Regions from separate parts of the Homo sapiens genome. Here all the other regions are linked to region 1. A link is an interaction called in ENCODE POLR2A ChIA-PET data of the cell type or tissue named here. Cell type or tissue: CD4-positive, alpha-beta T cell. All regions are shown on one strand. Each heading gives the region's core, and the rest is flanking DNA. Links, peaks and the distances in the headings are about the cores only.

Region 1 (5,862 bases), core at 1-4,000:
CTCTTGCTGCTGGGTCACAGCCATTTCTACACCCTAGAACAGTGGAACTTACTGCTGGTATTGACCAGGGGTTCCCAGGAAATTTGGGGGGAAATAGAGGAAGGAAGCATCTAGCATTAACTATGAGCCCACAATTTTTGACAAGCAGGAGTCAGAAAAAGTTAGGACCATTTTTTGGACGACTAGAGACATAGCAAAAGAATTTTGCCCCCAAGCCTCCATTTTGAACATTGGTGTCTGTGGAAGAAAAACACGCTCTTGGTTGGGTACAAACACTGGGATTCTTGTTCCATCTCTGGCTCTGCTTTTCTGGTGGTTCAGTTTTTCCATTTGTTTTCTGCTTGAGACAGAGATGGAAATATTTGAAACCCTGATTACTCATCAACTAGGGCCTGTGCATTGAAGAGCCTGACCACATTTCCACCGGGCCCTCCAGGATGCCCTCACTCAGCAATACCCTGGATTCATTACAATGATCAGTTTCCCTGGCATTGCCTGAAAGCTTTCTGCACACCTAGGCCTTTCTTTTACTGAAACCTCTACACAGGGGGAGACAGGATCCCCACTTTCCTATCCCCAGAGCAGACTGGGCACATTCCTATGATGCCAGATGTCTAGAGGTGATTGGGTCTTTGATACTGTCTCTTTTATTTATTTATTTATTTATTTATTTATTTATTTATTTATCTATTTTGAGACACTCCAGGCTGGAGTGCAGTGGCTTGATCATGGCTTACTGCAGCCTCGACCTCCTGGGCTCAAGTGATCCTTCCACCTCAGCCTCCCAAGTAGCTGGAACTATAGGTGTGTGCCACCTTGCCTGGCTAATTTTTAATTTTTTGTAGAAATGGGGTTTCACTACTTTGCCCAGGCTGGTCTTGAACTCCTGAGCTCAAGTGATCTTCCCACTTTGGTCCCCCAAAATGCTGGGCTTACAGGCGTAAGCCACTGCACCTGGCCCTTCTCCTCCTCCTCCTTCTTCTTTTTTTTAAGGAAAAGCATACTTTATAACACAGGTCTCTAAGAAAATGCCTGGCCACTCCTTACAGGAGTCACATCCTGCCCCTCGCTACTCAATATGTTCCTAGGACCAGCAGCAGATTAATAAACTTGAGAGCGTACTAGACATGCGGAATCTCCATTTCCAGTCTGGGTCTTTTGAAACAGAAGCTGCATTTTTAACAAGATCCCCAGGTGATTTGTGTGCACATTCAAGACGTGAGAAACCCAAGATGAAGCAGGAAGTGGAGACATCGTTGCTGTGGGTCTGAGACGGGAGCACCAGCTGTGATAGTGTTTTCTAGGTCTTTGAAATAAAACCATCACGAGCCATTTTGCCTCATGTGGTGCAGCCATTTAGAGTACAAACAGTCCTGGTCTCACAGATTGGCTTCGGCACTTACTATGTGGTTTAAAACAAGTTATTTAACTTTTTTGAGTATCAATTTCTTAATCTGTGAAGTAGAGAGGACTTATCAGTTTATATAGTCAAAATTAAAAAGAATTTTAAAAAGAGGATATAACACCTTCCTTCCTAGGCAGAAGTAGGATTAAACCAGTTAACACGTCTAAATAATTTTTTCTTTACACAGTATCTGACAATAAATGGCAACTTTTTTTGGTATTATTTATCTCATATGAGATACAGAAATGCTCTTGGTTATTTATCAATTCATAATCCATCTTGCTTCAAAAAAATGAAATAAACTGAAAGTTGTTGGTCACTTGAAAAGGACTAAAAATTACGAGGCGTTTTATGGTCTCAAAGATAGTGAATTGCTATATATGCCCTGTGCAGAGTTTGGACGCAAGTATCTGGTCTCTTCAAAACAAGGAGTGGAGCTTCGCTCTTCCAGTCTCTTTTGGGTTAGTTCTGGAGGGCTGGGTAAGTTGGAATGAGCTCGTACTTAGAGGTAGCGAGACCTCTCTGCTCACAATAGCTATGATCACCCCAACTGCTCTTCTTTGCCTGCTCCCCGAACGCTCTCCCAGGCACCCGTGGCCTATCTTTTTCTTTAGTCCCCAGCTCTAATCCCTCACCCTAACATAGCACAAACAGTTCCTTACATCTGGTAAATGAGGCTCCTTGGTGCCACTAGGCAGTGCCAGGTAAGGCTGTAAGCCTTCCAGCGGTCTGGAGACACACCACCCTTTCCACTCCATCCTACTCACCTGATAAGAGGCAGAGGCCCAGAACTCTCCAGTGAGTGCCCGACTGCATCTTTGTTTCATGGGACTGTTACTTTACTAAGATGGCGGAGGCCAGCAGACTTACTACTTCTGGAAAAAAAGCAAAACAGATGACTTTTTCAAAACATCTGCTAGAGATAAGGACCCTGGGGCCATTGTTCCCAATGCTAGGATGAAAAAGGAGGGCTTTATAAGAGAGAGACTCACCATTTTCTGAAGCAGGCACCTGAGGCTGGGAGGGGAGGAGGGTTTCTGAACCCCACACAGGAAGTAGAGAGGCCTCTGGGCCTGCGGGTTTTACCTCACTTGGAAACGTTCAAGGCAGAGGCCTCCACCTGGACTGGTTGAAGAAAGCTGGGTCCCACAGCCTTCCTAGAAGGCCAAACAAGAGGACTCTGACAATACCTGGAGGGGCCATGAAAAATACATGACATTTAGCTGTCCAGACCATGTAGTAGGTTGGCACAAAAGTAACTGCAGTTTTTGCCATTAAAAGTAATTGTAATACAATATGCCTCCACATTGCGGGGTCTTCCTTCCTCTATAAGCTCTGACAGGAAGAGGGAGATGCACTGAACATTTGCTTTCTGTGTGGTGGATCTGGCATGGAGCAGCAGGGTGCAGCCATCTTATTAACAAAACTTGTTGGCTTGAAAATACATGTTGACTTAAATCCATAAGAATTAAATCCAAAGAAAAAATGCCACTTTTTACCTATATTCTTTACAAAAATATTTAAAAACACAAGACTCAATGTTGAACAGGGTAAAGAGTGATAGTGTCAAAGTCTGCTGGTATGAGTGTGAATTGATGTAACCTTTCTTTATGTTTAAGCATGCATTAATCAAATGCTTACTATATCCAAGCACCGTTCTAAGAGCTTTTCTGATATATCTTATTTAATCCTCAAAACGACCCTCTAAGGTAAGTATTATTTTTATTTTTATTTCCATTTTATACTTGAGCAAACTAAGGCTCAGGCAGGTTATCTAAGTTGCAGATTACAGAGCTGGGACTCTAGAAAACATTTTGATGAAATTCACTTATTTAATACATATTTTCTGTCTACTGTACTGTAGTTATATGCTGGGTGCTAGTAATACAGGAGAAACAAGATAAATAGTCCTCTTGGATAAAAAAGGAAATGTGGAGATTAAACAGATAACCTCATAACCAATAACCATGCCCCGCATGATGGTGTACACCTGTATTCCCAGCTACTCAGGAGGCTGAGGCAGGAGGACTGACTGAGCCCAGGGGTTCGAGACTGCAGTGAGTGTGATTGTGCCTGTGAATAGCCACTGCGCTCCAGCCTAGGCAACATAGTGAGATCCCATCTCTAAAAAACCCCCCAGATAACTTCAGGAGATTGATGCTAAGAAAAAAGACGTTCAGGTGCTGTGGGAGTGATAGAAGGGATCTAAGATAGTCTGGGGTGGGATGGGGAAGAGAAGGTCCCCCTGAGCAGGTGACATCTAAGCTGAAATTTGATGGAGGAACAGCAATGAACCAGGTGGAGTGGAAAGCATTCCAGATAGAGGCAGCAGCATGTTTGAAGTCCAGAGATGAGGAAGAGAAATGGAAAATCCAGCACGGCAGGTAACAGGGAGAACGAGGAGTGTAAGAAATAATATAAGAAATTCGCCAGATATGGTACTTTGGGAGGCCAAAGCAGGCAGATTGCTTGAGGCCAGGAGCTCAAGACCAGCCTGAGCAACATGGTGAAACCCTATCTCTACAAAAAAATACAAAAAATTAGCCGGATGTGATGGTGCTCACCTGTAGTCCCAGCTACTCGGGAGGCTGAGGTGGGAGGATCACTTGAGCTCAGGAGGTTGAGGCTGCAGTCAGCTATGATTGTGCTACTATGCTCCAGCCTGGGCAATAGAGCAAGACCCTGTCAAAAAATAAAAATGAAAAAAATAAAAGAGATAGGAAACTCAGCAGGGGCCAGATGGGAAGGGATTTGCAAGCTATGTTAGGGATTCTTAAGGATTTTCTTAGGGCTGTAGGAAGTATTCAAATAGTTTTAAAAAGGTGAGTGACAGTATCAAATTCTTATAATATTCAAATGGAAAAAGTTGGGGTTTTTTTTAGATGAAGTCTCACTTTGTTGCTCAGGCTGGAATGCAATCGTGCGATCTTGGCTCACTGCAACCTCCCCCTCCTGGGCTCAAGGGATCCTCCTGTCTCATCCTCCCAGGTAGCTGGAATTGCATGTGCCTGCCACCACGCCCAACTAATTTTTGTATTTTTGGTAGAGATAGAGTTTCACCATGTTGCCCAGGCTGGTCTCGAACTCCTGAGCTCAAGCGATCTGCCCACCTTGGCCTCCTGAAGTGCTGGGATTACAGACATGAGCCACCATGCCTGGCCAAAATGAAAAAAGTTTTAATGATGGAAGTAATACGTGCATGTTAAAAACAATGCATATAGAAGGGCTGTATAACAATAGCCCCTGTTCTACCTTGCTTCACCCCTACACTTCTCCCTAGAGAAAACAACTTTTAAGTTTTTCAACTTTTTTTTTTTTTTCCTGGTGGTTACCTTCGTGTCTGTAAATGTGCATTGCTATCCATCGGGTTTTCTGGGAAAAAAAGATGGAGATTTGGGCAGGTGGCTCTCTGAGGAAGCACAGGAGCATCATCTGTAAGGGAGAGAGGGGCAGCATCTGGCAGAGAGAGGTGAACTGCGATGAGACATATCAGGAGCCTCAGCCAGAGCCATGGGGAGTTCTTAGCCTGGGATCACCTTCCCAAGTTATCCTGAGTTATCCTGAATTGAGCAAAGGGGCCATGAAAAATACAGGTATTATGAATTGAGGGGCTGCGAAGTTGGGTGAGGGGGCTGCGAAGTTGGGTGAGGCAGCTGCTTCTGCTGAAGGCAATGTCTTTGAAAGAGCTCAACTGTGAGTCCTCTGAGTACAAGAATCCCAGCAGTTGGGGGAGGGAGCAGCCCTGGAGTGATGACCTGGGTGCAGCCACAGCATCCATGCAGTTTAACACTTGCACTGCTTGGAGCCATTCGCTTCATGTGATAATTTCATCCTGTCCTTAAACAGCCTTTTCGGGATTCTGGTTATCTCTTTTTTTGGAGAAGCTTATAAAAGGAAAGTTTCCTAATGGGACAAATTACAGCCCCATTAGCACAGTTGCCCCAGGGCGCATCTGATAGGCAATGCTTGTTCCCTTTTCTGGATTGCTCCTAGCCTCAGTTAGCACCTCTGCTGACCTCAGGGAAGACATAGCTTGAGGAGTCTGAGCCCCTGGCCGTCGTGGTCTTTTCGGGTTGTGGCTGCTGCACTTGCCCATTTACCATCAAAATTGCACTAAAAAATGCCCCAGGGGAGCCCTTGGATTCTATCTGAGTTGTCCCTGCAGCCCTGCCTCCTCCTTATCATCAGATATGGAAAGATTCACTCTGCTGGGGGAGCAAATCATTTTTTTTTTTTTTTTGGCATGCTGGTCTCTTGGCAGTGGTGTAGCTTAAAGTTTAATGGGTGCTGTGGTGAAAGTGTTCTGTCTCTGGAAACCATGGCCCCTAGAAGCTCAGAGCCTAGAGTTAGCGGGACAGGAAGCACAGATTTCCTAAGTGGGTCACTGGAAGTAATGGTAAGCATGAATATCCCTACTTCTAACCTTTAGCTCTTGCACACATGCGTTTTACCTTTTG
Region 2 (5,931 bases), core at 1,271-5,270, 52 kb before region 1:
TACGACTCACGATTAATCTTATCTTCTTGGCATCTGCCTATTTGTTATCTACTCTTTATATTTTATCCTTCCATGCTCCATAAGGGATTCGCGGGAAGGAGGGAGATCCACCCGCCCGGGGCACGTTCTAGAGAAAGTTAAGTCAAAAGATAATGCAATGATAGCGCTCCGGCCTCTTCCAGGAGGGGCTTGGCAAAGATGGGGACAGAAATGTACAAAGAGACATCAGAAGCTGGGGCACTGTAAGGGGTTCCAAATCAGACAGGGTCGAAGTTCAAGAAGGAGAAGGTCCCTGGTTAGCAAAGCATAGGAGAAGGAATTTGGAGAAGATAAGAGTGAACAGGCTTGAAGTGGCATTGGACCAGCAGAAAATATCACAACGCAAAGTCAACGACCCCGTCCCCTGAAGCTATTGCCTGTCTTACCAGAGCCTGAAGTGCCAGCAGCGACGACACGACAGAATCTCAGCGGCCGAAGGGTTCCCACTTCCGACTCAGCACAGCAACCGGAAGTTACGTCATCAACAAGCGCCGGGGCATGTGGAAGTTCATCTCCGCGCCGGAAGCACGGTGTGCAGGCTCACCGGGGGGAACGGCGCGCAAATAGTCCTACAGCGCATGCGCTAGCTTGTTAGGGGCGGGCTGGAGGCGGGCAGGAAGTGGCAAGAAGTGGCCTTGGCATCGGATTGTGGGGGCTGGAGTTGGCCCACCTGGCAGTGCGCTTTGGAGTATAGAATATGAGGCTGGGTTTTGGAAATCAGCGTACCGAGGGCAGATAAAACTCTGTGATCCCTGGCTCTGCTCGCAACCTCTGTTGGGGGTCTGCTCTCTTATTTTCCCACCAGTCCTAGACCTTTTTGAAGCAGCTTCTGTTACTCTCTATTATTCAAAGGGATAACACTAACAGCAATAACAACTACAAGTTTGTTATTGTTGTGCTGTCTTTGGAGCAATCTTTGGAGTGTGCTATCTTTGATTGGATTTCAGTTTTCTTATCTGTAAAGTGGAGACAGTATACATCCTACAAGGTTGTTTTGAGATACACATAGATGGCCAGGCACAGTGGCTCACGCCTTGTAGTCCCAGCACTTTGGGAGGCTGAGACGGGCGGGTCACGAGGGCAAGAGATCGGGATACACATAAATAATAGAAGCAGCATAATTTTCAAGAGTTAAAAGCGCTGTGCAAGTGAAAATTCACAGATTGAGAGAAAATAGTTGCAACTCATATATCTGATAAAGGATTCATCTCTAGAATATGTAAAGAACTACAAGAACGAAAAACCCCCAAACAGTTCAGTTCAAAAAAGGGCAAAGGACTTGAATAGACATTTCTCCAAAGAAGATACATTCCAAGAGAATGACTATCCACTTGGTATCTGTGGGGGATTTGTTTCAGGACCCCCTTGGGTACCAAAATCCAAGGATGCTCAAGTTCCTTACATAAAATGATGCAGTATTTGCATATAACCTATGCACATCCTCCTGTGTCATCCTAGAGATGACTAAGTCATCTCTAGATCACTTATAATACCTAATACAACATAAATCTAAATAGTGTTGTATTGTTTAGGGAATAATGACAAAAAGTCTGTACATGTTCAATACAGATGAAATTTGTTTTGGAATATTTCCAATTCATGGTTGGTTGAAGCCACAGATGCAGAGCCCACAGATATGGAAGGCCAACTGTACAAATGGTGGATAAGCATATGAAAGAGTGCTCAACACCACTAGTCTTTAGGGAAATGAAAAAAAAAATCATGAGATACCACTTAATACCTACTAGGATGGCTACTATAAAAAAAAAGGAAAGTAATTGTTGGCAGATGTGGAGAAATTGAAACCGTATGCGTTGCTGATGGCAATGTTAAATAGTCCAGACTTTTTGGAAAAACAGTTTGATGATTCCTCAAAAAGTTAAACATAGTATAACCACATGATCAAGCAATTCCGCTTTGATATAGATGTTCAAAATAACTGAAAGCAGGAACTCAGATACTTGTATACATATATTTACAGTAGCACTATTCATAATAACCAAAAGGTAGAAATAACCCAGAATGTTCATTAACAGATGAATGCATAAACAAAATATGGTATATAGCTACAGATGACTTATTCAGCCTTGAAAAAGAATGAAGTTCTGATACACGCTGAAACATTGATGAACCTTGAAAACGTTATGCTAACTGAAACGAGCCAGACAGAAAGGACTAAATAGTGTATGATTCAGTTTATATGTGGTACACAGAATAGGCACATTCCTTGAGAGAGAAAGTATAATAGAGGTCACCAGGGATTGGAGGGAGAGGCGAATGGGAGTTATTGTCTAATGGGTACCAAGTTTCTGTTTAGGAGGATGAAAAATTTCTGAAATGGGTAGTGATGATGGCTACACATTGTGGATATATTTAATGCCATTGAATGGTACACTTAAAAATAGTTAAAATGGGGTTGGGTGCAGTGGCTCATGCCTGTAATTCCAGCACTATGGGAAGCCGAGGTGGACAGATCACTTGAAGTCAGGAGTTCAAGACCAGCCTGGTCAACATGGTGAAACCCTGTCTCTACTAAGAATACAAAAATTAGCTGATCATGTGGATGTGCGCCTGTAATCTCAGCTACTTGGGAGGCTGAGGCAGGAGAATCGCTTGAACTTGGGAGGCAGAGGTTGCAGTGAGCCGAGATCGTGCCACTGCGCTAGAGTGCCTGGATGACAGAGTGAGACTCTGTCTCAAAAAAAAAAAAAAAAAAGGTTAAAATGGTAAATTTTAGGTTACATATCTTTTACCACACACACACAAAAAGCCCTGGGCAATCTTTGTGTGCCTACCACTGTTCTAGTTCCTAAGGATACCATAGTGAAAAAACGTAAGTGTTTTCCTTCTTGGAGCTTATAATCTGGCGAGTGGGGTTGTAACAGCATTTAAAATTAATGGACGCAAAATGAATCATTCAATAATATTTCTGGAATAGCTGGGTAACTATCTGTATTTAAAGTTGGTTACTACATTAGATCTGATGCTAAAATCAATTCGAGATGGGTCAAAGATATAAATGCATAAAATAAAACCATAAAAATGCTAGAGGAATTCATGGGGGAACTTTTAAAAAAGGATAATTTTAAAATGGAGAAAGACTTTCTAAATATGAAACGTAACCTAGAGACCATAGGAGACCAGTGAATTATACTACATGCAAATAATTGTAAAGTGTGCGTGAAAAACTAACCAATGTGTTTTTTAAAGCAAAGTTAAAAAACACATAAAGTTGGAAAAAGACTTGCAACTAATATCACAAAAGACCTAGTTTCCCAAATATGTAAGGGGTTAGTGTAAGTCAATAAGAAAAAGACCAAAGATGTGAACTTATGTATCATGAGAAGGAAAAACAAATGGTTTACTCCAGTTTTTTTTTTTTTTTTTTTTTTTTGAGACGGAGTTTCACTCTTGTTGTCCAGGCTAGAGTGCAATGGTGCAATCTTAGCTCACTGCAGCCTCCACCTCCCAGGTTCAAGCAATTCTCCTGCCTCAGCCTCCTGAGTAGCTGGGTTTACAGGCACCCACCACCACACCCAGCTAATTTTTTGTATTTTTAGTAGAGACAGGGTTTTGCCATGTTGGCTGGGCTGGTCTCAAACTACTGGCCTCAGGTGATCCACCTGCCTTGGCCTCCCGAAGTGTTGGGATTACAGGTATGAGCCACCACACCTAGCCTCCAATTTTTAATAAGAAAAATGTAAACTAAAATTATAGTGAGAAGCCATTCAGTTTGGCATGATTCAAAAGTTTAATAATACACTGTTGGAACATGTATGGAGTAACAGGCACTTTTGTTTGTTGTTATTGGTAGTGTATATTGGTACAACCTGGCTGGGCACAGTGGCTCACACCTGTAATCCCAGCACTTTGGGAGGATGAGATGGGAGGATCACTTGACCCCAAGAGTTTGAGACTGGCCTGGGCAACATAGTGAGACCCTCTCTCTATAAAAAAAATTAAGCAATTAGCTGGATATTGTGGCACACGCCTGAAATCTCAGCTACTCAGGAGGCTGAGGTGGGAGGATTGCTTGAGCCTGGGCAGTCGAGGCTGCAGTGAGCCAATGTTGTGCCACTGCACTCCAGCCTTAGCAACAGAGCAAGACCCTGTCATATATACGTATATGTGTGTATGCGTATACACACACATATATGTGTGTATGCGTATACACACACATATATGTGTGTATACGTATATACACACTTGTGTATATACGTATATACACACGTGTGTATATATGTATATGTGTATCTACGTATATACACGTATACGTATATGTGTATATGTGTATATGTGTAGATACACATATATGTATGTGTATATGTGTATATGTGTATATATACATATATGTATATGTGTATATATACATATATGTATATGTGTATATATACATATATGTATATGTGTATATATACATATGTGTATATATACATATATGTATATGTGTATATATACATATGTGTATATATGTGTATATGTGTATATATACATATGTGTATATGTGTATATATACATATGTGTATATATACATGTGTATATGTGTATATATACATGTGTATATGTGTATATATACATATACATATATGTATATATACATATACGTATATGTGTATATATACACATATACGTATATGTGTATATATACATATATGTATATGTGTATATATGTATATATGTGTATATATGCATATATGTATATGTGTATATATGTGTATATATGCATATATGTATATGTGTATATATGTATATATGTGTATATATGCATATATGTATATATGCATATATGCATACATGTATATGTATATATATGTATATGTGTATATACACTTGTGTGTGTGTACGTGTTTACAACTGCTATTTGGCAATAGTTAATAAAATTACAAATGCAAATACAAGTGCCCAACAATTCAATTTATTTGTGTTTGTTACAAATAGTCTTATGTATGTTCAAAATCACATTTATTGTTAGAGCTAAAACCATAAAGCTGTAAAAAGTATAAAAAGAAGACAGGAGAAAATCTTTGTAACTGTGGGTTTGGTAAAGATTTATTAGACATGATACCAAAAGCACAATATATAGAAGAAAAAATCAATAAAATGTACTTCAAAATTCAAACCTTTTGCACTTCAAAAGACACCATTAAGAAAAACAAACCACAGATTGGTAGAAAATATTTCCAAATCATATATCTGATAAAGGACTTATATCAAAAACATATGCAACCCAATAGTAAGAAGACAAACAAATAAGTCAACTTAAAAATGGGCAAAAGATTTGATACACATTTCACTAAAAATATATGAATGGTTAATAAACACAAGACAGGACACTCAGCATGGTTAGTATCTAGGGAAATGCAAATTAAGGCCATAATAAAATACCATATTAAATCCATAGAATGGCTATATTAAAATACAGTTACGGGCCTGGCGCGGTGGCTCACACCTGTAATCCCAGCACTTTGGGAGGTCAAGGCGGGTGGATCGCCTGAGGTCAGGAATTGGAGACCAGCCTGGCCAACATGGTGAAACCCTGTCTCTACTAAGTACACAAATACTAGATACACAAATACTAAATACACAAAAAATGAGCTGGGCGTGGTGGCATGTGCCTGTAGTCTCAGCTACTCGGGAGGCCAAGGCAAGAGAATCGCTTGAACCCAGGAGGTGGAGGTTGCAGTGAGCTGAGATCGCGCCACTGCACTCCAGCCTGGGCCACAGAGCAAGATTCCACTTCAAAAAAAAAAAAAAAAGAAAAAAAAGAAAAGAAAAGAAAAAAAAGAAAATGTCCTAAAGCTGGATTATGGTAATGGCTGTACAATTAGTTAAATTTACTAAAAATTTCTGAGAACAGGTGAAATCACTTAAGATGGGTGGATTTTATGGCAT
Region 3 (6,085 bases), core at 892-4,891, 91 kb after region 1:
AATTAGTCATTACTCCTCCATGCGGTTGGTGAGCTGCAGGGGGAATGTCCCACTGCTAAGTGCTGTTTTCTGGGCAGAGGAGGGAGCACAACCAACTCCCTGGGGAAGGCAACAGATGTCCCAGATGTGATGAACTTATGTTAGGACACACCATAAAGGAAGCCCCTTATGACCTTCATCCATGTATGTATGGGGCAAGGTGGGTGGCACGGAGCAGGAATGGGGTTTTGCTTATGTTGAGAGAGGTCTGTGTTTTCACTAGAGGTTCTTTTGTTTAGGGGAATCTATGTGACTCCTGATATATCTGGCTCAGTGTAATTATTATCCCCATTGTTACAACAAGGTTCAAAAATGGAAACTTAAGTTTCCTGTTCATTCTGATTCATCATTTGCCATTCTTAGAAAGGTAGAAGCTCAGAACCTGAAATCTCCCCTAAAGCTACAAACTCTGTTTCTGACTCTTATCTATATAAAGAATCTTCCATGGTAATGCTTCCTATTTTCAAAGCACTGTTATCTACGTTATACTATTAGATCCTTTCATTATCAATCCCTTTTAAAGGCAAGGAAACAGGTTCAGCAAGATCAGCTGACTTCTCTGTGTAAGTGGGACCTGAGGTAGGAACCTCCTTGAATAGCTTGACTCTGATTTTCCAGGTAGAGGATTTTGTTGATTGGAGAATACGATTAAGGAATGTCTTAAGTAATCAATTTTTTTTTTTTTTTTTGAGACAGAGTCTCGCTCTGTCGCCCAGGCTGGAGTGCAGTGGCGTGATCTCGGCTCACTGCAAGCTCCGCCTACCAGGTTCACGCCATTCTCCTGTCTCAGCCTCCCGTAGCTGGGATTACAGGCGGCCGCCACCATGCCCGGCTAATTTTTTGTATTTTTAGTAGAGATGGGGTTTCACCGTGTTAGCCAGGATGGTCTCGATCTCCTGACCTCGTTATCCGCCCGCCTTGGTCTCCCAAAGTGCTGGGATTACAGGTGTGAGCCACCAGGCCCGGCCAAGTAATCAATGTTTATTAATTAAAATGGCTACCGTATGTGCCAGATGTCCTAGCAGAGCTGGGTGGGGTACCTTGCTGTTAATGCAAAAAACATATCTTTCCTCTTAGCAGATTCTGAGGTGGAATCTCCCCAGCGGCAGGGTGGCCAGGGGTAAAGACCACGGCTGAGGCCAGGAGCAGTAGCAGGTGGGAACTCAAGACTGGTTGCACTGTAACTCCTGAGAGTCAGGGTTCTTCTGTTTAGCTAAGAAAATTTGGGGGTGTTTGGTAGAACAGTGAATCCTTTTCCAGGGGCTGGTAAATGCAATGAAATGAATACTACAGAGATAACATGCATATCAAACACATACTTTTGTCCAATGCACAGCCCAACTCTCATTCTAGCCACACTGCCCTGCCTTTAAAAAGTTAAAAAGAAAAATAAGATAAAAAGTGCACCATGGGCCAGGTGCAGTGGCCCACGCCTGTAATCCCAACACTTTGAGAGGCTGAGGTGGAGGATCACTGGAGCCCAGGAGTTTGAGACCAGCTTGGGCAACACAGTGAGACCTCTCTACTACTTAAAAAAAAAAAATAGCAAGTGTGGTGTAGCATGCCTGTAGTCTCGGCTACTCAGGAGGCTGAGACAGGAAGGTTGCTTGAGCCCTGGAGATCACGTCACTGCACCCCAGCCTGGGCAACAGAGTGAGAATCTGTTCCCTCCCCCAACCTCTTCCTCCCAAAAAAGTAGTAATTCTAATTTAGGTGGAGAGATGGGGAAAAATTTCAGGCTGGATATCCTATAATTTTTTGTTTGTGTGAAACATACAGGTAGTGGAAAATCTAGGGTTGTCATCTCAAGGGCATCCTGCAATCATTTGCTTTTTTTCTCTTGAAAAGCAACTTTCATCTAATCTTCCCTTATGGCCAATCTAAAGCAGCCCCCAAGTGACTCTTCAAACACTACTCTGTTTTGTTTCATCATAGCACTTATTGACATCTGGTATTTTCTTATTCATTCATTCATTTATTTGCTTCTTTTTTCTCCACCTCCCGCTGCATACAAACTGCAAATGAGCTGGGACCTCGTCTGTTTTTCTTGTTCAATGCTGCATACCAGTGTCTCAAACAGAGGCTGCTCCGTATAGTCCTTCACTATTGGTTTTTTAAATTAATGAGCTTCTCTTGACATGATTTTGTGATTTTTGTTCTTTTATCTTAAGATTTGAAAGTTGAGAGCAGCATGTTTTGCCCACTGAAACTCATCCTGCTGCCAGTGTTACTGGGTAAGTAGAAGCTAAGGGACTCCGTGGGGTATTTGATTTCTCCTGAGTTCTGTGCATTATTAAAAGCCAATTTTACATATTTTCGATTCCCTTGGGTTTGTTGAAGATGGAAACCCTAATGTGGAACTTCACAGTTTTGTTGAAGCAGCTGTTGTTGAAGCCAACTAGCTTATGGTTTCTTGGGAAGCTGAAGCTTCCTGTTTCCATTAGAAACAGAATGCATTTGGGTCCTAAAGGGTGTTCTGGGACCCTCTTACGTGACAAAGGGAAAGTTTCTCTGTGGCATTCCTGCACTTTAAATTGTTATCTTTAAAACCACAGTTCGCCTTGAATCAGGAACTGAAATTACCAAAGAGAGACCCAGAGCTGTTTTTCATACTGTGGCCATGTCAGCCTTCTTGTGGTTCCTCAAATGGACTGAGCTCTTTCCCAATTTATGGTGGTTTCCTTTGCCTGGAACCTTCCTCCCAGCACTTCAACCTAGCAAGCCCGCCCGATGCTTCCTTACCCTTCAGGTTTCCCCTTATGCTCCACTTCCTTCTGAGGAGCCTGACCTGGCCATCTCCTCAGACCAGATTGGTCTCCTGTTTATGCCTCCACCTAAGTGCTGAGCTTCTCGTTGCTCATCTCCACTGGTTTCTAGGTTTTCATCCTTTTCCCCCATGCCTTTTTCTTTATCCCATGGATGTAGTTCTGGAAGGAGAAGAAATTAATCAGGTGCTTTGCTCTCATAGCCTTTTCTTTTTCTCTTTATTATTATTTTTTGAACTTTGGACAGTAATTTAAACCCTGACTCAGCAAAGTATACAACAGGATTGCCTTTGCTCCTATTCCAGGCAATCCAGAGTGTGTACAAACATGCACACAGGCACGCACACCAAAATGGTGTTCATTAGATAATTTTTCTCAAAGAAGCAGGGTTATAATGATCTCAGAAGGTATTTAGACATTTTCCTAGAGGTCTGTGGAGCAGCCTGCAGGTTTTTGCCCTCCGATCCAGAGAGCTACCAGTCCAACCCCTGTATGTGGTGACTTGGTGGCACTGGGGGTTTTGTAGTTTTTTGTGGAGAGGTTTTCCTTTCTTGCAGAAAATCTCATCTTCTTCAGCTGTTTCTCTACCAAGATTGCCCTTCAAACATCAGTTTCTCTTTGCTTTGGTTGCTGTTGTTGCTTCCTAGCAGTCCTTCATTTAATTCTACACACAGTGTTCTTAATATTAAATTCGCTTATTACACTTTCAATCACACATGGAGCTGCTCAATTCTTCCTTACAGGAAAATTCCAAATATTTGTTGGAGCTAATTTTGATTTCTTTCAAAATAATTCCCTCTGAAGGGTTTAGAGTCGATGTTTTCTTTTGTGTCCTCCCTGCTGTGTGAGCCTACTGTTGGGGCAGGAAGTTAACTGTCTTCTCTCAGGGAAACAGCTTGGATGAAAAGACTGGCACATTTTCTGTTCATTCCCATCACTTGGCTCTTCTCTGATATGAACTGGGCAGCATCTAAATGTATCTTTCTTGATTTTGTTGTCTCTTTGCATAGAGCATATCTTGTGAAAACAGAAATATCCATGTAATGGTTTTTTCTTGTAGTGACCGCTCGAAATTGCTTGAGCAACATAGAGATAATGGGCAGGGGTCCCTGTGTGAAGCACCTAGAGGCTGGAAAGCTGATGGCAAAGCTGGAGGGGTGAGGCAGGGAGAGGATAAACACAGTGGAAATGCAGGAGGAAAGCTGTGCTCTGTGGTGGCCTAATTACAAGGACCTGCCCTACAGCCAGAATCAGCCAGCAAATGCTTTTGTAAAGGAACTAAAAGAAAGGGAAAAGAGGAAGTAAACAAAAGGTCCCTTTTCAGAGAGGGAACCAGTGGGAGATTTAAGAGCAAGGAACAACCCATTTCGTCGTTATGGTAAGTGGAGGTGAGTTTCTAAATTGATGATCAGAAAGGAGAGACTTCTGGGGTTTCCCTTATTTCTTTAGAAAGGTTGGGAGGAAGAATTCCAGAAAAGTGTAAGGGGCTGGATAGGAGGAGGGAGCCAGATAGCATTTATTGTAGTATGAAGATTGCAGAATCCTTCTGATGAGCCATATAGGTAACTAGAGGACAGGGATGCCATGCTGCCTTTGAACATGCCTCCGAGGACTTTGTCTATGTTGGATCATCCAGGGAGAGGGGTGTTTAGTACTCCATGATTGGAATTGATTTTTGTTGTTGAGAGTATTTGTCTAAATGATGTGTCCTCTTGCCTTTGACTTCTATAGATTATTCCTTGGGCCTGAATGACTTGAATGTTTCCCCGCCTGAGCTAACAGTCCATGTGGGTGATTCAGCTCTGATGGGATGTGTTTTCCAGAGCACAGAAGACAAATGTATATTCAAGATAGACTGGACTCTGTCACCAGGAGAGCACGCCAAGGTAACGCGGGGGAAACATCACTATGTAATAGAAGCCCCTGACTGCTGGTGTCAGGACAGAGTGGTGTAAGAGTCAGGCATCAGGTGCCACCAGGAGGTGTTGCAAGAGCCGGGGCTTTGGAGATTATCAGAACTGGGCCTCGTCCTAGCTCAGGAATTTGGTTATGTTATCAGCTGGGTAAGTAAGTTACTCAACCTTGCTGATCTTAGCTTCCTGAGCTGTGAAGAGGAAGGCAATTACAATAATGGTAATGCTTACCTTTCAAGTAGTTAAGGGGCTGATGGGAGACACAAACTTGAAATGAGAGGTTCCTTGTTCTTGCACATGAAATTCTTTGAGTTTCCTTCCTTTATCTCTACCCTTTGTTAAGTAGCAGAAGCAGGTGAGAGGGGTAAATTCCGAGGTTCTAGAAAGGAGAGCTCTGACCTAGGCATAAGAACTATACCACAATGATCTTTTTTGGGGTGGGGAGGAGGACAGATTCTTTCAGTGTTTCACTGCTCCATGTATGTGCTGGGGAATCATCATTTTCTCCTTTGTGGCTGCTTAAAGTGTTGGGATTAGCAGATGCAGCATGGTGGGCGAGGTTCTTTCATGGAGCTCTTTGGAGTGAGGAACAGTGTATTAAGCCTCATCAGACAGTCTGTATAGATACTCGTATATCAGGATCATTTGTGAAAAACATCCCAAGTAGTTTGTTACTAACAATAAAGTCCTAATGTTTGCAAACAAAATATTGTTTTTGTAGCTCAGAGCACATTCCCTGTTGTCCCTATAATGCTACTCTCATTCAAATTTTTATTGGCCTTTATTTTTATACGAGGGATAAACCCATAGTGTAAGTAGAAATAAGAATTTCTGCTGGGTGTGGTAACTCATGCCTGTAATCCCAGCACTTTGGGAGGCTGAGGCGGGGTGATCACTTGAGCTCAAGAGTTTGAGACCAGCATGGGCAACATGGCAAAACCCCATCTCTATAAAAAAACAAACACAAAAATTAGCTGGCTGCAGTGGCATGTACCTGTAGTCCCAGCTACTTGGGAGACTGAGGTGGGAGGATCACCTGAGCCTAGGAGGTTAAGGCTGCAGTGAGCTGTGATTGTGCCACTGCACTCCAGCCCGGGTGACAGAAGAAAACAATACAAAACCAAAACCAAAAACAAAAGAATTCCCCAGGGCCCAGCCTGGAACCATTCCCTGTGGATGACTCCTTTTGTGTTACGATACTGCTGCCGGGAGGAGGGTAGAAATGAGAAAAGTGGCAGCCAGCCGGCCATGCCTGGAATTCTTACGCCAACACCACCCACAGCACTAGTGAAAATAGATCATGCATTTGAATGCCATCTAATCCGGGGCTGTGGCAGAAAATAGGGTGAAAATGAGAGATGGTTTTCA
Region 4 (6,085 bases), core at 950-4,949, 110 kb after region 1:
CACAAATGCCACTTTTGTGCCAGACCCGTTGAACTCTTTCTAGTTTCTAAAATCATCATCCTGTCAGGCCTCCAGATCTCATGCAGAACATCCCCTCTGTCCTTCTCCATATTGTCTTCCCAACAAACTGGATGTTTCCTGTAAGTCTTAGGTTAAACTTTAGAACTTTTGCTGGCAAATTCTCACTTGCTGCATATAGAATTGGACACCCTTTTTTCTGTGCCCCTCTGTTCCCCATACAGACTTCTGTTGTAGCGCCTACAGCAGCCTGTGGTTTTCTGTTGACGTGTTTGTCTTCTTCCTTGGAAGCAGGGACCACACATCATCATTCATCTCTGAATCCCCTGTACCTAGTGCTGTCTGGCCCTGAGGAGGTGTTTGCTTTATGTATTTAGAAAGAACCATGCAGATGAGTAGAAGGTTCCATATGGGCAGAAGTACCTCCGGAGGCTTTACTTGGTATCGTCACTGTGGGGCTGAGTCTTGCGGCATGAGTTCTTTTGAAGACAACCACTTGCCCTAAGGAAGATCAGCAGCCTCTCAAATGCCTGTTATTTCTGGGTCCTTGTTAAGCCAAATTTTAGAATAGAATTGTTGATGTGAAAGGAAACTTTACTAGAGGTGAACTGCTAGCCTCTTCTCCCACCCACCTTAATCTACATTTTAGGGTAAACGAGGGGGTTAGACTTTGGTTCTCAATCTCATGGAGACAGTGTCCCTAGTGTCCAGATATGGGGTGGAGTCTGGCCTTCCCCTCCGCTTCGTGGCCTGGCTGGTGCTACTTGGTATAGGGCTGTGGGGCTCTCAGCTCTTTGCTAAAGTATTGAGACCCTCTCCTTGCTTTTCTACTTTCCCAAGCACTGGTGACCCCGGCAGCCCTGAGGCCTCTGGTCTTGGGTGGTAATCAGTTGGTGATCATTGTGGGAATTGTCTGTGCCACAATCCTGCTGCTCCCTGTTCTGATATTGATCGTGAAGAAGACCTGTGGAAATAAGAGGTACAGGGCTACCCCCACCCCTTGGATTGGGAGGCTGGGGGTGCAAGGCTGCCTCTACCCCAAAGTAGAACAGGGTGATAGGGCCCTACTTATGCCATTCTCACAGAAGGGGGTATTTTTAAATGGAATCATCTGTGGTAACCCTGCCCACTTTGCTTACTGTGCCCGGGAAAAGAATTTAATATTCCTACGCTCTCCTCATTCACTTTGTTATTATGTAAAGACTACAAACTCCCTTAGAAATGGGGGCCTCAGTAGGGCATAATTCAGAGCATAAATCTTACACAAGAACTATCATGGTACCATTCACTGCCTAAAAGATGATTTTTAAATTATCCATACTGTACGTTCCGCATAGAAGCTAAGATCTTAAGGGTTGCCAGTGGTTTTATCTAAAAGACCACATTCTAATTATGAGATACGATCTTTGAATGGGTGCCCTCAGGTTCTAAATGAATTATTATTAAAAGATGCTTTTGGCCAGGCGCAGTGTCTCATGCCTGTAATCCCAGCACTTTGAGAGGCCAAGGCGGGCGGATCACGAGGTCAGGAGATCGAGACCATCCTTGCTAACACGGTGAAAAGCTGTCTTTACTAAAAATGCAAAAAATTAGCTGGACGTGGTGGCATGTGCTTGTACTCCCAGCTACTTGGGAGGCTGAGGCAGGAGAATGGCGTGAACCTGGGAGGTGGAGCTTGCAGTGAGCCGAGATCACGCCACTGCACTCCAGCCTGGGTGACAGAGCGAGACTCTGTCTCAAAAAAAAAAAAAAAAAAAAATAATAATAATAATAATGTGCTTTTAAAGGCCTGAATTTCATCGGTAGTTCTCCCAGGGTCTCAGAAGTGCCCAGATGCTCCAACAGGGACACTTGTGTTTCACTGGCTGTTGGCAGATCCATGTCCCTCAGTTTATCCAACTATCGATGGAGTATGCTTGTAGTGCAGATCGACTCCCTTGTTGAAATAGTGTCAGTGGGAAAGGGCCTCATGAATAGTCCTGACTTTTGAGTGTTCTTTCCCAGTGGGTCTTGGATCCTGCAGAAAACACTTGTGCCTGCTAAGTTTTCACTTGCACTCCCTAGGGCTTCCTGATTTGGTTTTGAACTTGGCTGGCCTCTCTAAAGGTCTTTGCTCTGGGCATGCTCGGAGCACTGAGCTAGACAACCTGGATTCCACTCTCAGCTTACTTCCCCTGTCGGGACCTCAGTTTCCCGCCAAAGGAAAGGTAGCACTTCCATGTCTAGTCGTTTATTCTAAAGAAATAATTAAATGGATATGCTGAGATTTGTGCAAAACTGCCGTCTTGCTTATAATTAAAAATAGGGATAATTGCCAGTGTCTGTCAGAAAGGCAACGATTCAGTGAACCAGTCAATGAAACACTCCAGATCCCTCTACATAATGACATGGAAAGATATCCAAGGAGTAAAAATACAGAATTTATGGTATGACCTCATTTTTATAAAAGAGAAAATAATATGATGCTCACTCCAGCAGCATATGTACTAAATACATTTTATGTGAGCTTATGCTTACACTGAGAGAGGCTTGGAAGGACAGTTGTAAAATGTGGGTAATTGTGTGGAATTTGAAGTGAAGGAGAAGGTGGATCCCATGGGGTGACGGGTTGCAGGGAACTTCCACTTCCAACTGTCTACATTTCTGTATTATCTGAATTATTTGACAGTGAGAAGATACAACTTTAAAAGCAGAAAATACAAGGAAAATATTTCCACTGAGACCAAAACATATGGTTTCTTTTCTAGCTTAAACCTTGAATTTTTTTTTTTTTTTTTTAGTTCTGACTTAGGCCAAAATAGAAAAAAAGAAAGTATGTTCAGAAGGCAAATGGTCATGAGATCAAAGGCCAAGGGACCCCGACAGGGCAGGCGCAGAGCTCCTGCTTGGGGCTTGGGTCGGGTGTTTGTGGGGGTTATTCTGCTCCGCCCCCCGGAAAGGCCAGGAGCCCTTCGGATTGGCGTCTTGCTGAGCTCCTGCTGCCCCCTGCTGGTTTCGCGGCACTCCCTGGTCCTCAGAAATGTAGACAGGATGGTCAAATGGAATCCCATCTCCCCTCTCTCTCTTCATTCACTTAAAATTACCTCTCCCATACGGACTGAAAGTGGCTTGAGTGATAATAGAGAAGTTGAAGCTGCTTTTCAGCCTAAATTATCTCCAGAACGGCTTCTTGTTCTTCATTAGAAGAGATGCGCTTCTCAGGTTTCCAGGTGAGCCGGGTAGCCCTGGCTGTAGGAGTCCAGAGAGAATAGTTCCTTCTCTGGTGTCTCTCTCTTCACGAAGCCAAGAGGGGATCTCATGTAGGGACCCTTGAATAAACCATGCCCGCTGGTTAATTCCACATGCTTTTCATGTCTTGCAGTTCAGTGAATTCTACAGTCTTGGTGAAGAACACGAAGAAGACTAATCCAGAGATAAAAGAAAAACCCTGCCATTTTGAAAGATGTGAAGGGGAGGTGAACACACGCTTCAGCCTAAAACACTAAGTAGATGCAGGCCTGGGCCGTTCTCATACCCCCGGGAACCATATCTTACCCATTGTATGTCGCAGCTTGCAGGCCAGTGCTTGGCACAGAGCAGGGACTCAGGAAGCCTTTGTCACTAAAGTAAGAGCCTCTGCGGAGTACAGTGCATGGGGTCGGCTGGGACAGCCCCAGGCAGCAGATCCTGGTATTGGGCTGAGGAAAGAGCACTGCGCTTGGAGTCAGTAAGATCTGCCACCTCCCTGAGTCTCATCAGCAAAATGAGGATAAAGATAAAGATACTATAGTTGCCCAGCCTGCTTGACAGGGTTGTTGTAAGGTTCACATAAGATGATGATATGCAAATGCTTTGTAATCTAGGAGGTGCTATTTGTCTAAAGTCTAATGGAGAATTATAATACATCCAGGAGTTAAGGAGTTCTAATGCTTAAAATGAAATAGTCTAAGATCTTAGCAAGAAAGGATTAAGAAGGACTTTTCTCTCCATATTGATTTTGTAATGGAGTTATAAATAATTGCTTCTAGAGACTGAGAAATTGATTGGTTTTCTTTAACTCCTATTCTTTCTTTTCTTTCTTTAATTTTAAAAAAACTCTTTGAATAGTTACCTTTCTCTATTTTGGGCTGTTTTTGTCCCAAGAGTAGGATTTTTTCCCAGTAGAGTGCAGTGGTCCAAGAATGGGCCACTGGATGATACTGCTTTACCAACGAGTGACAGGACCATGAACCTCACAGTTGTGAGGTTCAATGAGGGCTGGCCCTGCCACATAAATCCTCTGAGGGAGATGATGACAATTCACTGCTGATTAATGCCATTCTGCCTTTACTGTAATTAGAAGGAAATAACCCCAGAATACAAGGAATTTAGCAAGATAAGGAACCCCTGCTGCTACCTAAACATCCATCTAAACAAAGATGTTTGGCTTTTGAAGCAAAGAGTTTGGTTCTTAAGACTGTGTTCTTTGACAGTTAATTTTCAAGAAGACTGAAGACTGAATTATCATTGTTGAGAATTCTCTAGGTCTCAGTAACCCTCTGAACCAGCAGTTTGGGTGGTCGATGCCTAGCAAATAGGAGTGGGTGGCCTTTTCTCTGGTGTATAAGATTCATCTAATTTTTAGGAATTTTTGTACCATTTTCCCCCTCTAGAAACACATTTACTCCCCAATAATTGTACGGGAGGTGATCGAGGAAGAAGAACCAAGTGAAAAATCAGAGGCCACCTACATGACCATGGTGAGAATGATTCTGGCCTCAGCTGAGCCAGGTGTCAGAGGCTCAGGTGGTGGTGGTGGTGGGCGTGGCTGGGTTGCCCAAGGGAGGCTGCTGAGGGCGGTGATTTTTCTAAGTAGCAGAAAAGTCTGAGAAACTGAAGTTCTGCTGGATAGAAGAGTGATATCAAACTTTCTTACCCAAGCTCAAGGATTAAAGGTTATCACCAGAGATTATTTATATTAGTGGTGAAAAGAAGTGAAGAGTGGCTTTTACTGAGGGCAGGGAGGACGTCTTTTGCCTCATCAGTTCAATCTAATAAAGAAAACACGGCCGGGTGTGGTGGCTCATGCCTGAAATCCCAGCACTTTGGGAGGCCGAGGTGGGCGGATTGCTTGAGGCCAGGAGTTCAAGACCAGCCTGGCCAATGTGGCAAAACTCCCTCTCTACTAAAAATACAAAAATTGGCCAGGTGTGGAGATGCGTGCCTATAATCCCAGCTACTTGGGAGGCTGAGGCACGAGAATTGCTTGGACCTGGAAGGCGTTGGTTACATGAGCCGAGATCCACCACTACACTCCAGCCTGGGAGACAGAGTAAGACTCTGTTTCAAAAAAAAAAAAAAAGGCCGAGCATGGTGGCTCACACCTGTAAACCTAGCACTTTGGGAGGCTGAGGCAGGTGGATCACTTGAGGTCAGGAGTTTGAGACCAGCCTGGCCAACATGGTGAAACACTGTCTTACTAAAAATACAAAAAAATTAGCCAGGCATGGTGGCGGGCACCTGTAATCCCAGCTACTTGGGAGGCTGAGGCAGGAGAATTGCTTGAACCTGGGAGGTGGAGGTTGCAGTGAGCTAAGATCGCGCCACTGCACTCCAGCCTGGGAAACAGAGCGAGACTCCTGTCTCAAAACAACAACAACAACAAAGAAAATAGGATAAATAGGATAAGATCCTTGGGCAAGTATTGTGTTGCTGTGAGTCGTTTTCCTTGCTATCAAAAGGTCAAAGTAGGGTTCCTTCCAATGCTTAGATTTTGTTTCTTAACTTTGTGACTTATTATACCTTCTCATAACCTAACTGCCAGGCAGGCTGCATGCTGGATCTCATACAATATTTTGGAGTCTGATTCCTAATTTCCCTTTGCTTAGACTTCTGTAGCCCCTTAGAGAACTGCAGTGCCTGGAAAAGGCACCTCGGGGCGTGCAGTGAGTGGGGGTAGGGACAAAAGGAGTGAGCTGGCGATGAGCACGGTGCTATTTGTAGACTAATTATAGGCACCCAGCCTATTAAGGAGCAGTGTTCTGTGGGTTTGGGAAGGCTGGCCTCCTCTGCTTGTGGAATGATGGGCTTTGTTTGTTCCTATCGTACC

What was found. Peaks named below come from ENCODE experiments on the same cell type or tissue, not always from the same donor. Only the 100,000 strongest peaks of a DNase experiment are listed, where the experiment ranks them.
Region 2: POLR2A ChIA-PET joins it to region 1 with 14 read pairs; 18 of 35 experiments call an interaction of 5 or more read pairs at or near these places.
Region 3: POLR2A ChIA-PET joins it to region 1 with 16 read pairs; 11 of 35 experiments call an interaction of 5 or more read pairs at or near these places.
Region 4: POLR2A ChIA-PET joins it to region 1 with 15 read pairs; 16 of 35 experiments call an interaction of 5 or more read pairs at or near these places.

The regions. Positions count from the first base shown.
Region 1 is chr11:118,301,312-118,307,173 of GRCh38, reverse strand. It overlaps CD3E (CD3 epsilon subunit of T-cell receptor complex), which reads right to left and starts at 2,444. Exons shown (of 9, transcript NM_000733.4): 1 at 2,398-2,444; 2 at 2,173-2,280. The coding sequence starts at 2,221. In CD4-positive, alpha-beta T cell, for the core only: no CTCF peak of the experiment used is centred there; DNase peaks (open chromatin) are centred at 434, 1,283 and 2,473; H3K4me3 peaks cover 2,829 bases; H3K27ac peaks cover 4,000 bases.
Region 2 is chr11:118,354,169-118,360,099 of GRCh38, reverse strand. It overlaps CD3G (CD3 gamma subunit of T-cell receptor complex), which reads right to left. Exons shown (of 7, transcript NM_000073.3): 7 at 4,939-5,931. It overlaps UBE4A (ubiquitination factor E4A), which reads right to left and starts at 500. Exons shown (of 20, transcript NM_001204077.2): 1 at 426-500. RefSeq lists an enhancer at 494-563. In CD4-positive, alpha-beta T cell, for the core only: no CTCF peak of the experiment used is centred there; no DNase peak of the experiment used is centred there.
Region 3 is chr11:118,211,012-118,217,096 of GRCh38, reverse strand. It overlaps JAML (junction adhesion molecule like), which reads left to right. Exons shown (of 10, transcript NM_001098526.2): 2 at 2,211-2,273; 3 at 4,536-4,690. The coding sequence starts at 2,231. Among named protein-coding and RNA genes, the nearest start is that of JAML, 11 kb to the left of the region's middle. RefSeq lists a silencer at 4,529-4,823. In CD4-positive, alpha-beta T cell, for the core only: no CTCF peak of the experiment used is centred there; DNase peaks (open chromatin) are centred at 1,636 and 2,716; H3K27ac peaks cover 780 bases.
Region 4 is chr11:118,195,386-118,201,470 of GRCh38, reverse strand. JAML (junction adhesion molecule like) reads left to right here. Exons shown (of 10, transcript NM_001098526.2): 7 at 859-997; 8 at 3,380-3,473; 9 at 4,650-4,736. Among named protein-coding and RNA genes, the nearest start is that of SCN2B, 22 kb to the right of the region's middle. In CD4-positive, alpha-beta T cell, for the core only: a CTCF peak has its summit at 2,982 (motif pointing left); a DNase peak (open chromatin) is centred at 2,990; H3K27ac peaks cover 570 bases.